2 separate regions of the Homo sapiens genome follow, and region 2 is linked to region 1. A link is a contact called in ENCODE Hi-C or POLR2A ChIA-PET data. All regions are on one chromosome and are shown on one strand. Each heading gives the region's core, a stretch centred on a gene start or an enhancer-like site at or near the end of the contact. The rest is flanking DNA. Distances are from core to core; before and after follow the strand shown. Region 1 overlaps MAD1L1 (mitotic arrest deficient 1 like 1). Region 2 overlaps MAD1L1 (mitotic arrest deficient 1 like 1).

Region 1 (6,142 bases), core at 2,208-4,707:
TCACCTGCTGCCCCAGCCCTGCAGCAGGTCTCTGCCTGTCTGCACACAGTGCCATGTGCCTGGCCACAGCTGGCACCAGCAGAGCAGGGCCTGCCCAGGGTCACCCAGATCACAGGCCCAGGCTCAGGCCTTCCTTCCTGCCAGGCTGGCCCAGGGTCCTGCTGACCCCTGCTGTCCTGGAAGTGTTGAGAGCAGAGAACCTGCACACGCCCACACGCCTGTTTGCAGACACAGTGTGGTGTGCGAGCCCCAGGTGGGCCCTCTCCCGCCCGTGCCACCGTGCTCTCCCACTCAGCCGCCCATTCTTGTCACCGAGCCCATGCAGAGGTGTCGACTCATGAATCGAGGACCTGCTGTCTAGCTGGGGCGTGTTGACACAGGCTGAGATTTGCACAGGATTTATCACTCTCAGATGAAGCATCCGCTTTGCTGCCAACGGGTGTAGACATGACCTTGGTAGCTGCCCTGTTCTTTCCTTCTGAAGCAGGCTTGTGAATAAGTGGGCATATCTGCCAGCCCACCATCTCCCGTGCACTGATCTTGCACAGATCAGGACTCAGGACTCCAGGCTCTTGGAGGGGTACTTACCCCCAGAGGACAAGCCCCTTAGACAGTGACTAGCCCTGTGCCATTCCAGGCCCAGAGCTTGCCGCCAGGTGCCCAGAAGTGAACCTGGCCCTCACAGTGCTGCTGGGCTGACGAGAAGGTAAACATGCCCACGGGTCTCTGCAGGTTGCTGGGATGAGGCTGCCCTGATACGCGGACGAGGGCTGGTGAGGGCCCAGGTGGGGCGGTCGTGGGGTGGAGGCAGTAGGACCTGGTGGAGGAGAGGAGGCAGAGCTGCTGCTGGGGGCATAGAATGGGAAGCCAGGCGTGTGGCCCCCAGGGCTGGGGCCAGAGATGCCGGGCAGGGGTCCCTGCTGGGGTGTCTGCCTGCCCTGCTCCATTTTCCTCATTCCTTTCCTGAGGAGTGGGCCCACCCGGCCTAGGGGCCAGGCTGGAGGGAGAGAGACAGGACTGGAAGGGCCGAGACAGGGAGAGGCTCTGGGCGCCGGGCTGCCGAGCCCTCGGGGATCTGCCTCTGCTCCACGGGGCAGCAGTCAGAGCCACGGGGCCAGGTGAGTGGGCACCTTGGGGTTGTCATGGCAACAGCTCTTAGCCAGAGGTGGACGGAACTGGGGGGTTGAAGGCCGGACATTTGGGAGCCCGTACCCTGCAGGGCCACTCAGGAAGCAGGAGCTACAGCGGCCCACCGTGGGACAGCTCCACGTGTCACACATTCGCCTGAAATCTGCCCTTCCGACCGCACCCCTGTGGCCCACACACACCCGCAGCCCAGCCCCCTGGACTTCTCTCCTGTCTGAGTGCACTGGCCTCTGCCTGGTGCTCACTGCTGTGAGTTTGAGCTTCAAAGCCCTCGTTAAGCCCTCTCCATCTTTCTCTAGGCAGAGCTGGGACACAGGGTTTTTGGGGATAGACCGAGAACAAAGGACCCGCGAGAGGGACGCTGTGGTGTGGGCAGAGGGCATGTGAGAGGCAGCCCTTCGTGGAGCTCTGGGCAGGGAGTGGTTCCTGAGACCAGTTCCTTGAAAGTAGTGTCTGTGTGTGGGGGCGTCCATGCAGGAGCCCGGAGCCATCTCTGAGGCTGGAGCAGCGAGGTCCTTTCTCTTCCCCTGTCCTGCTATGACTCTACCACAGGGCCTCTGCTCCTGGGTCCCCGCCTTGGGTCCAGTGGTGATGACTAAGTACTTAGGTTGTTGGAGAAGTGTGCTCACCATTCACATGTATGGGTTTTGACCAACACGGGTAACTTCATGCACAGTGATCCCCGATTCTAAAGCTGAGATGAACTTTGCCTATTCCCGGAGGGCGACGTGAGGGGTGCGCACCACCACACTGTGTCCCCAGAGCAGCTGCCCCAAGCTGCAGAATGCCCTCTGCCCCCTTGCCCCACGGCCTGCCCCGCCTGCGTCTGAGGGCGCTGTGGCCTCCCTGCTGTGGCTCAGGCTGCCCCCAGGGCTCTGACCTGTGGGACAGCAGACAGGAGGCCTGGGCTGGGGGCCTCAGGGCGCAGGCGTGGTCCGCTCCACACAGTCTTCCCATGTGGGACCAGGGGTTCTCCTCCGCCCACTCAGACAACTCCCCTGCTGCCCAGCCCCTCTCGGGCTGTCTCACCAGGCCACTCTCGGTCGTCTCTTAGACCTGGTGACATTTTGGAACAGAAATAAAGTTCGGCAGTGATTGGGCTGAGAGGCAGGAAGATGCAATGGGAGTTTGGGCTGAGGGAAGGTCAGCAGGACGGCCTCAGGGCCTCCATGTGGTGGGGAATCCCGGCTAGGCCCCTGACCCAACGTTGCTCCTCAAGAGCATTGAGGCCTGGAACTCAGCCAGAGGCGCTGAGGCTGCAGGAGTCCAGGGCTCACCTCAGGCTTCCCAAGCCAGAGGCAGGGGAGCTGGTGGCTGCCCGGACATGTGGGTCGGTGGCTAGGGGTGCACTGGTGGATGGCCAGAGATCCATGGGTGGGTGGCCAGGGGCATGCTCTTGGGCGCCCAGGTGTGAGGGTGGGTGGCCACGTCTCTTCAGCCAGGGCAGCTGCGAGCAGGGCTGTGCCACCAAACACCGTGCATGCCTCGGCTGCGTCCCTCCTGGCCACTGGCCCTGCCCCAAGTGGAGACTGGCCCAGCCGCCAACTCTGGCTTGCGGTCCCAGTGCTGCCTCCTGTTGGCCACATGCTCTCTCGAATGAGCTGCTCGCTCTGGCGTGGTTGTGAGGATGGAGCGGTCAGATGCTGGGGAGTCCCCAGCTGGCTCTGCACTGTGCAGCGCGGGGCCTGCGGTTCCTCCTCCAGGCTTCCTTCAGCTGCACGCGATTCCCCTGGCCCGGGTATCCAGGAGGCTCCCTGGCCTGACCGTGTGTCAGGGTCTGCAGGTCAGAGTCAGCTTCGCTCGAGGCTCCTGCTCCGGTCGAGTCCTGGAACTCGGAGCTGGGAGTTGGCATCTGGTTTGAAGCTGTCTGGGTAATAGAGACACATGGTGCCTTCCTTTTAATACGGCCTGGGGCACACAGACTGCCCTCTGAGCCTGGACCTGCACCCTCTGCCTCGGCCTCCGTGAAATCAGGCTTTGGACCCCGCGACCCCAGCCACGGTACCCTCTTTGCCGCCCTGGACAGGGCAGAAGTGTTTTGTGTGGATTGTGCCTGAGGAGGTTGGAGACATGAGAGGTCAGGGAGTTGTCCGTCCCCTGGTGCTGAAGCTGAAGTCAGCGAGGGTCTCCGGGACACTGGAGCTTGGCCTTCAGGCAGCAGCCAGTGGGGAGCTGGGCTGATTCCCATGGAAATGGGCATCCTGCGGGCATGGGCAGCCCTCCCCATGACTCATGGCCCCAGGCATTCAGAAGAGACTGCTGCCTCTGGAAAGGGAGCTCATCCCCGGGGCCGTTTGTGAGTCACAGTTTGGTGTTAAGGAGCTCCTACATACCAGGGGTCATTTGTGAATTAGGATTCGGGTGTTAAGGAGCTCATGGTGGGGGAAGGGGTGGACATTTGTGATTCACAGTTTGGTAGTTTGGGTTCCTGGGGCCGTTTGTGGCACAAGGTTTGTTGTTAAGGAACTGGTTCCTGGAGTCGTTTGTGACACGAGGTTTGGTGATAAGGAGCTGGTTCCTGGAATTGTTTGTGACACCAGGTTTGCTGTTAAAGAGCTGGTTCCTGGGGCCATTTGTGGCACGAGGTTTGGTAATAAGGAGCTGGTTCCTGGAGTCGTTTGTGACACCAGGTTTGGTGTTAAAGAGCTGGTTCCTGGGGCCGTTTGTGGCACGAGGTTTGGTGATAAGGAGCTGGTTCCTGGAGTCGTTTGTGACACCAGGTTTGGTGTTAAAGAGCTGGTTCCTGGGGCCGTTTGTGGTGCAGGGTTTGGTGTTTCTCAAGACTTCAGTTCTCTACATTTCTAAAGGAGCAAAACTGCCAGTGCCTTCTCACCTCAGCACCGACCCAGGATCAGAGTCACGGCCGCCCTGGTGATGGAGGGCAGGCCTGGGTGTGGACCCCAGCGGTGGGAAGGGGGGCGAGGGGCCATGCAGCGGGCCTGTGGCAGGGCAGTGGCTGGAGCCCATGTCATGCCCACCCAGCAGCCTTCTTGCTCCCTGTGCAGGTGTGTGGCATCCTCAGAGGTGCTCACGCTCCAGGCCTGGCTGAGGAAAGGAGGTGAGCAGGACCCTGTGGCCACGGGTGTTGCTGATAGGAAGTAGTTAACTGACAAGGCCACCCCAGCAGTCCCTGGGAGACTCCAGCCAGAGCAACGTCAAACACGGCCCGCGCGCCCCTCACCCCTTCCCTCCCTCCCTGACAGGCAGGCAAGGCCATTCACAGTCTCTTCTGAAGCCTTCCCATCTCCCGCTGGAGCAATGAGGTCTACACAGACAGCTTAATTTGAATTTGCCTCTCTGGGTCCCCTGAATTGAGAGTGGAGTTGCTTTCAACGCATGCTGACTTCACGTCCCATCTTGTTGCTTCAGCTGTGGTTCAGGATGTCCAAGCACTATGTTCGCGTGTGCTAACATCTCCCAGGTGCCCTCTGCCCGGCACACTCGCCTCCCGAGGCACCCCGGGGTGTGGGCATCCAGCCCAGGGTGGGGTACTTGCAGTAAGGTGAGCTTTGCCCTCCCAAGGCTGCCCCTCCTCATCTCGTGCCCTGGCCCCAGCCACAGACCTTCCTGGTGGATGTGCATGGTGAACGGTGTCTGCCCACCGCCAGGTTCAAGCAGGCGGAGGCTCAGAGTGATTCTCGGTCCCTTAGAGAGGGTGTGGGGGAGGTCGCCAGCTGTGGGGCCCAAGGACACGGGCAAGCCTGTGGCTCAGATCACCCTTCTACCGTGGCACCAGCCACACAGGACTGCTGACCAAAATCACAGCGTTCCTCATATCCGCATAGAGAATTCCTCATGGCTTAATGAAGTATGTAGGAGAAGATGCCAGTGGCTCATCACCCGTCACCTGGAGTGAGGGGGCACCATGGGCCTCGGGTCGTGTCTGCTGCCTTCCCACCACCTCTGCCTCCCCACATCTTCATGTCTGTTTCCTGGTGAAGTCGGGTCTGTGACAGATCGTTTTGTTTCCTGCTCTGTCCCTTCGACACTATATCGTGAGCATTTTACGCTCAATTAAATATTTCCTCGATGATGGTGTTTAATGGTTGCATAATGTGCTATTTCGCAGTTGTGCCATAATTTACTTAAAATATTTCCTTGTTGTAGGACATTTAGCCAGCTCCTCTTTTTATTTACTCACCTGTTGATTTATCTTTCGCTGTGTAACAAAGCATCTCAGCAATCATCTGTCCACACAGATCTTTCTCTGGCTACTTCTTTAGATTAGGGTCCTCGTAGATTGATTATTAGTTTGGATAAAATTAATTAATTGGATAAATTATTAACCCATTTATGCTGGAGGTTGCAAATTTTTTTGTGAAAAATCAGACCTTGGCGATGACCTTGAACACCAGGATATAAATAACTCCCACAAGCTTAGTGTTCCAATAATGGAACACTAGGCATAAATGGGTTAATTCAAATGCGTGACCATTTAAACCCATATTTGAGTTGTTTTGCATCTATTTCAGCCATGTAAGACTTCCGGGAATGAGACTTGGCTCATCTCGTGTAATTCTGAGACTGCAGAGCTGGGAGGACTTTGTCATGGCTCATAATCTTAATGAAACCCCAGGTATGTAATGGAGCAGTTCCTGTCTCCATCTTATGAAGATCAGCACACCGGGGCCCTGGTTCACCTAAGGTTCTGCAGATGGACAGGGTCTGAGCAAAGAACCAGGCATCCTGCCTAGAGAGCCCTCTGTCAGCTCAGCTCTGCAGCCCAGACTTCCCCTCCAGGCTCCAGGCTCCACTCCTAAGCTGAACCATGGGGCTGCAGTGGCCTGGGCAGGGAGCAGCGGGGAAGATGGGGCTGTTCCCAGCTCACCGTCTCTCAGTTCCATCTCTTTTCTGGATCCCAGGCTCCCCATCAGCAGTGAGATCCCTGCCTCCACAGGGTCCTGTGAGTGACTGGGACGCCCTACAGCTTGCCTGCCCTCAGGGGCCGGGTGCTTTCTGCTGACCACACCGTACTTCCTCTTGCTTTGGAAATGGC
Region 2 (6,142 bases), core at 1,096-3,595, 150 kb before region 1:
CATTCCAGTTGTGGGGATCTGGGAGGGTCCGGAGGAGCTGAGATGGAGCCGCAGAGGCAGCAGGCAGCGTCTTCAAAACTAATCCAGTGTCTTTGCTGTTCTGTGGGTCTACTCAGGTTGTCTGTGTTTCTCTTGAGTCAGTTTTGGTAGCTTTTGTCTTTTCAGGAGTTTGTTCATTTCACCTCCGTTATTAATTTTCGGCATGCAGCTGTTCGTAGTATTCCTTTACAGCCTTTATCTCTGGAAGGTCAGCTAGTGTCTCTTTCACTCCCAACTGCAGTGATCTGCACCCTCTTTCTTGTTTCCTTGGTTGGCCCAGCTAAAAGTTTCTGTCAATTCTGTTGCTATTCTCACAGAACCAACTTTAGGCTTGACCGATTTCTTTTATTGTTTTTGTGTTCTTTATTTCACTTATTTTTGCTCTAATATTTATTATTTCGTTCCTTCTGCTTGGGTCAACTGAAGTTGGACTCCATCAAGATTAAAATTTTTGCCCCGTGAAAGTTCCTGTGAAGAGATGAAAAGACAAGGTAGAGATAAAGAGGAACTATTTGCAAGCTTCATATCTGACAAAGACGATTTGTTATCTGTAATAGATGAGAAAACTCTCAAAACTCAGTAATAGAAAAACAAAACAGACACACCTAATTAGCAAACAAGCAAAAGATATAGACAGACCTTTTTACCAAATAACATATACAGATGACAGTTAAGCCCGTGGAAAGATGTTCAACATCATTAGTCATGAGGGAAATGCAAGTTAAAACCACAGTGAGGTGTCACTGCACACCTGTCAAAGTTCAGAAACGGACACCATCAGATGCCAGTCAGTGTGTAGAGAAACTCCATCTCTGGTGCCTTGCTGATGGGAGAGTGACAGGGTGCAGCCACCCTGGAACCAGCTCGAGGGTTTCTTAAAAACTGCACTGCAGCTCCCATATGACCAGCAGTCGCATTCCTGGGTGTCGATTCCAGTGAAATAAAACCGAGGTTCGGACAAAACCCGACAGAGGACTCTTCCTAGCAGCTTTTGCATAATGGCCAAAAACTGGAAAGAATTCTGATGTCCTTCGGTGGTGATGGTTAAACAACGGTAGTGCCTCCGTCACACAGAGTAATACTCAGGACTAAGAAGGAATTCACTGTGGATAAACATACTTGAATAGATCTCCAGGGAGTTTAGCGGAGCGAAGAGCCCAGTCCCTGAAGGTCGTGTGCTGCATGATCCCATTTGCATGACGTTATTAAAAGGCTGAAGTGATAGACAGCCTGTGGATGGCTGCCGTGAGTTACGGAGACGCACAGGAGGAATCGTGGCTGTGAACGGACAACCCGAGGGGTTTTTGTGGTGATGAAATGTGCTGTATCTTGACTGTATCATTGTCGGCATACGGGTTGTGATACTGTGCTGTAGTTGTGCCAGATGTTGCTATTGGGAGGAACTGGATGAATGCTACTTGTGATCTCTGTATTATTTTTTATAGCTCCAAGTGAATCTGTAATTGGATCAAAATAAAAAGCTTAGATCAGGCACAGTAGCTGATGCATGGAATCCCAGCACTTTGAGAGGTCGAGGTGGGCGGATCACTTGAGGTCAGCAGGAGTTCGAGACCATCCTGGCCAGCATGGTGAAACCCTGTCTCTACTAAAAATACAAAAAATTAGTGAGGCGTGGTGGCACACACTTGTAATCCCGGCTACTTGGGAGGCTGAGGCAGGAGAATTGCTTGAACCCAGAAGGCGGAGGTTGCAGTGAGCCAAGATTGTGCCACCGTGCTCCAGCCTGGGTGACAGAATGAGTGAGACTGTGTCTCAAAAAAAAAAAAAAAAAAAAAAAAAAAAGTCATCAGCTTCATTATCTCCTAACAGCATCAGCTTGTCCTCTGAAACTTTGAAGGCAGGGATCGACTTCTCCTCTGTAACTGTAAAAGCCCTAGACGGCATCTTCCAGCAGAAGGCTGTTTTATGTGCACTGCAAATCTGGTGTTTAGTGTGGCCACCTTCATTGGTGCTCTTAGCTGGATCTTCTGGAGAACTTGCTGCAGCTTCTCCGTCAGCACTTGCGGCTTCACCTTGTACTTTTATGTGATGGGGACTGCCTCTTAATGTAAACCTCATGAACCCACCTCTGCTAGCTTCAGACTTGAATTCTGCAGCTTTCCCACCTCTCTCAGCCTCGTGGAACTTGCTCTGACTTAAGGGAATGTTGGGGCTGGTTTGATCTATCCAGACCACTCAGACTTCTCCGTATCAGCAATAAGACAGTTTCACTTTCTTATCGTTGGTGTGTTCAGTGGAGCAGCACTTTTAATTTCCTCCAAGAACTTTCCCTTTGCATTCACAACTTGGCGAGCTGTTTGGCACGAGAGGCCTGGCTTTCGGCTTATCTTTGCTTTTGGCACGCCTTCCTCACTAAGCTTAATCCTTTCTAGCTTTTGGTTTAAAGGAGAGACATGCGACTCTTCCTTTCTCTTGAATGCTTAGAGGCTGTTGTAGGGTTATTAATTGGCCTGATTTTAATACTGTTGTGTCGCCCAGGGAATAGAGAGGCCCAAGGAGAGGGAGGGAGGGAGATGGCTGGTCAGTGAAGCAGCCAGACACAAGCAGCGTTGGTCGGTGAAGCTTTTGCCGTCTGAGGAGCATAGTGTGTGGCGTCCCAGAATCAATGACAGCAGTAAGATCGGAGACCGCCGATCACAGACCACAACAGACATAACAGTGATGCAATGTCGGAAGTACAGTCAGGACGTGGCGCCCCAGAATCAATGACAGTAGTAAGATCAGAGACCACCCATTACAGACCACAACAGATATAATAGTGATACAATGTCTGAAACGCCATGAGGATTACCAGATGTGACAGAGCCGTGTAGGGAGCACATGCTGTTGGGAACATGGTGCCTCGCCGAAGGCAGGACGGCCACAAGCCTTCCATTTGTAAGAAGCACAGTATCTGTGTAGTCCAGGAGAGCAAGGCGTGCCTGGGTCCATGCTGGCTCCTTATTGTGGCCAGCACACTGTGCTCGTGTAAGATGTTAACAGTGGGGCACCTGGGTGTGGAATATGTGAAAAGTCTCTACCATCTTCTCCATTCTTCTAAATCTAAACCCGTTCTAAAAAAAAAAAAAAAAAAGAAGAGTCTATTAAGAAGACAAAGAAGGAGCCGAAATTTCCACGTGGCAGAAGGCACTGGAACCGGTGAGATCTGATGTGTACCTGGGCCTGATCCACGTTTGCTGCATGGCTGGACACCTTCGTGGGCGCGTGGAAGCTCATGCTGTGGGGGGAGCTGTGGGAGGAGCATGCGGCAGGTGGAGGTCTTCTGCGCGTGGGTGGGCACGCGGAAGCTCGTGCTGTGGGGGGAGCTGTGGGAGGAGTGCTGGAGGAGCCCTGGGAGGAGTGTTCAGGAGGCGGAGCGTGCCTCGTGCGCGTTGGTGGGTATGAGTGGCGTTGGTGGGATCTAGCTGACCACCTCCCACCTGGTTGGTCTGCATCTGTAGACAGCTTAGTTCTTAGGATTCTAGGTACCCAGTGTCATTTCCGACACCTGCTTGGGCTCCCTGTACTGCCAGGGCTGTTGAGTCTTTACAGCACCTCTGATCAGGAGCCCTGGCCTTGGGGAGGTGGGACAGGCACACGTCTGGGTTGCTGGGTTGCCTTTAGGGGTAAGCTCTTCCTTTTGTCTTCTGTTCAAAAGAGGGCCCACAGTGGATTCAGGCCTCTGATTTACCACTGCCTGGAGCTTGGGGAATGCTCTCCAGTGACAACCTGGGCTTCCGTGGGATTTAATTTTGATATATTGGCCTTTGTGTGTAGGAAGAGTCCAAACTCACGACCGGATGGATTGTCCTCCTCAGACTAGACACTTCATCCAGAGAGGACTCTGAGCCAACCCTAAGGGATTCAGGCTGGAGCTCTGGTTCCCCGCACGGAGGTGGCGCAGGAATGCATCGTCCTCCCCTGTCCTGACTTGTCAGCGCTCCTGCGCTCATGCCTGGGAGCCTGGACCCCAGCTCTGTCCCGACTTGTCAGTGCTCCCGCGCTCATGCCTGGGAGCCTGGACCCCAGCTCTGTCCCGACTTGTCAGTGCTCCCGCGCTCATGCCTGGGAGCCTGGACCCCAGCTCTGTCCCGACTTGTCAGTGCTCCCGCGCTCATGCCTGGGAGCCTGGACCCCAGCTCTGTCCCCACTTGTCAGTGCTCCCGCGCTCATGCCTGGGAGCCTGGACCCCAGCTCTGTCCCAACTTGTCAGTGCTCCCGCGCTCATGCCTGGGAGCCTGGACCCCAGCTCTGTCCCGACTTGTCAGTGCTCCCGCGCTCATGCCTGGGAGCCTGGACCCCAGCTCTGTCCCGACTTGTCAGTGCTCCCGCGCTCATGCCTGGGAGCCTGGACCCCAGCTCTGTCCCGACTTGTCAGTGCTCCCGCGCTCATGCCTGGGAGCCTGGACCCCAGCTCTGTCCCGACTTGTCAGTGCTCCCGCGCTCATGCCTGGGAGCCTGGACCCCAGCTCTGTCCCGACTTGTCAGTGCTCCCGCGCTCATGCCTGGGAGCCTGGACCCCAGCTCTGTCCCGACTTGTCAGTGCTCCCGCGCTCATGCCTGGGAGCCTGGACCCCAGCTCTGTCCCGACTTGTCAGTGCTCCCGCGCTCATGCCTGGGAGCCTGGACCCCAGCTCTGTCCCCACTTGTCAGTGCTCCCGCGCTCATGCCTGGGAGCCTGGACCCCAGCTCTGTCCCGACTTGTCAGTGCTCCCGCGCTCATGCCTGGGAGCCTGGACCCCAGCTCTGTCCCGACTTGTCAGTGCTCCCGCGCTCATGCCTGGGAGCCTGGACCCCAGCTCTGTCCCGACTTGTCAGTGCTCCCGCGCTCATGCCTGGGAGCCTGGACCCCAGCTCTGTCCCGACTTGTCAGTGCTCCCGCGCTCATGCCTGGGAGCCTGGACCCCAGCTCTGTCCCGACTTGTCAGTGCTCCCGCGCTCATGCCTGGGAGCCTGGACCCCAGCTCTGTCCCGACTTGTCAGTGCTCCTGCGCTCATGCCTGGGAGCCTGGACCCCAGCTCTGTCCCGACTTGTCAGCGCTCCCGCGCTCATGCCTGGGAGCCTGGACTCCGGTTTACATTTCTCAGCGTGTCCTTGGGCTGTGTGTGGTCTGCGTGTCCCTGGGGTTGTCTGTGGGGTCATGTGGCCCCTCTGGGCTGCCTGGTTTCCTTTTCTCCCACATCGTGTCTGGCATTTCTTTATTCAGAAATGAGGCATCTGTTGTTGGCTTCCCTGTGGAGTTTGTGTCCCTCCCTGAGCTCCCGCCTCTGTGGGGCCAGCCCCAGTGTGGACTTGTGGCCCCCTGTGCTGCTGGGCCTCAGGTTTGGGTCTGCGGAGTACATGGGTGTGAGTGCTCTGACCACTGGACTCTTAAAACATGCAGCCCTCTTTGACTGTGACACTGGACATGTGCAAAGCTTGGGGACTGATCAAAAAGTATAAAGAGGCCATTGAAAAAGACCTTGACTCCTGCACCCAGAGGTAGCACCAAGAACATGGCATGCATTTCATCTCCACGTCTCCCTTCTCTCCTTTCCTCCCCTGTTCATTCATTCAGCCAATCTATCAGCCAACCAGTAAGCACTCACGGACACCCACGTGCGCAGGTGCCATGGAGGCAGCCGAGTGTGGGGACTGCTGTGGCAGAGCTGGCAGCCTTGTGTGCTTCCTGCACTTGTGACATTTTATTGCAGCCAGTGCCTGTGCCATTAAGCATTCCTTGAAAATAAAATCTTTTTTGGCTGTACGATGTTTCTTCGTGTAGACATACCAAAAGTAAACTCTTGGCCGGCTGCGGTGGCTCATGCCTGTAATCCTAGCACTTTGGGAGGCTGAGACGGGTGGATTGCCTGAGCTCAGGAGTTCGGACCAGCCTGGGCAACACGGTGAAACCCCGTCTCTACTAAAATACAAAAAATTAGCTGGGCGTGGTGGTGTGTGCCTGTAGTCCCACCTACTCAGGAGGCTGAGGCAGGAGAATCGCTTGAACCCGGGAGACAAAGGTTGCTGTGAGCCTAGATCACACCATTGCACTCCAGCCTGGGCGACAGCGAGACTCCGTCTCCAAAAAAAAAAAAAAGGAGACTCTTTATTGGAAATTTA

Evidence for each region. Hi-C counts contacts between places; a loop is a spot of excess contacts on that map. ChIA-PET counts read pairs that join two places held with the same protein, here RNA polymerase II (POLR2A).
Region 2: POLR2A ChIA-PET joins it to region 1 with 10 read pairs in IMR-90. The contact joins two enhancer-like sites. A Hi-C loop is called at or near these places in 1 of 168 maps with a recorded cell type or tissue (heart right ventricle). POLR2A ChIA-PET finds 5 or more read pairs at or near these places in 3 of 52 experiments (H1, IMR-90 and activated CD8-positive, alpha-beta memory T cell).

The regions. Positions count from the first base shown.
Region 1 is chr7:1,880,671-1,886,812 of GRCh38, reverse strand. The region is part of intron 18 of MAD1L1 (mitotic arrest deficient 1 like 1); the gene reads left to right. Among named protein-coding and RNA genes, the nearest start is that of MIR4655, 39 kb to the right of the region's middle. RefSeq lists an enhancer at 2,650-3,439. Within about 2 kb of position 3,457, at least 3 of the 41 ENCODE cell types and tissues checked have a DNase peak (open chromatin) inside an H3K27ac peak, as active enhancers do.
Region 2 is chr7:2,034,199-2,040,340 of GRCh38, reverse strand. All of the region lies in intron 12 of MAD1L1 (mitotic arrest deficient 1 like 1), which reads left to right. Among named protein-coding and RNA genes, the nearest start is that of SNORA114, 52 kb to the left of the region's middle. Within about 2 kb of position 2,345, at least 13 of the 41 ENCODE cell types and tissues checked have a DNase peak (open chromatin) inside an H3K27ac peak, as active enhancers do.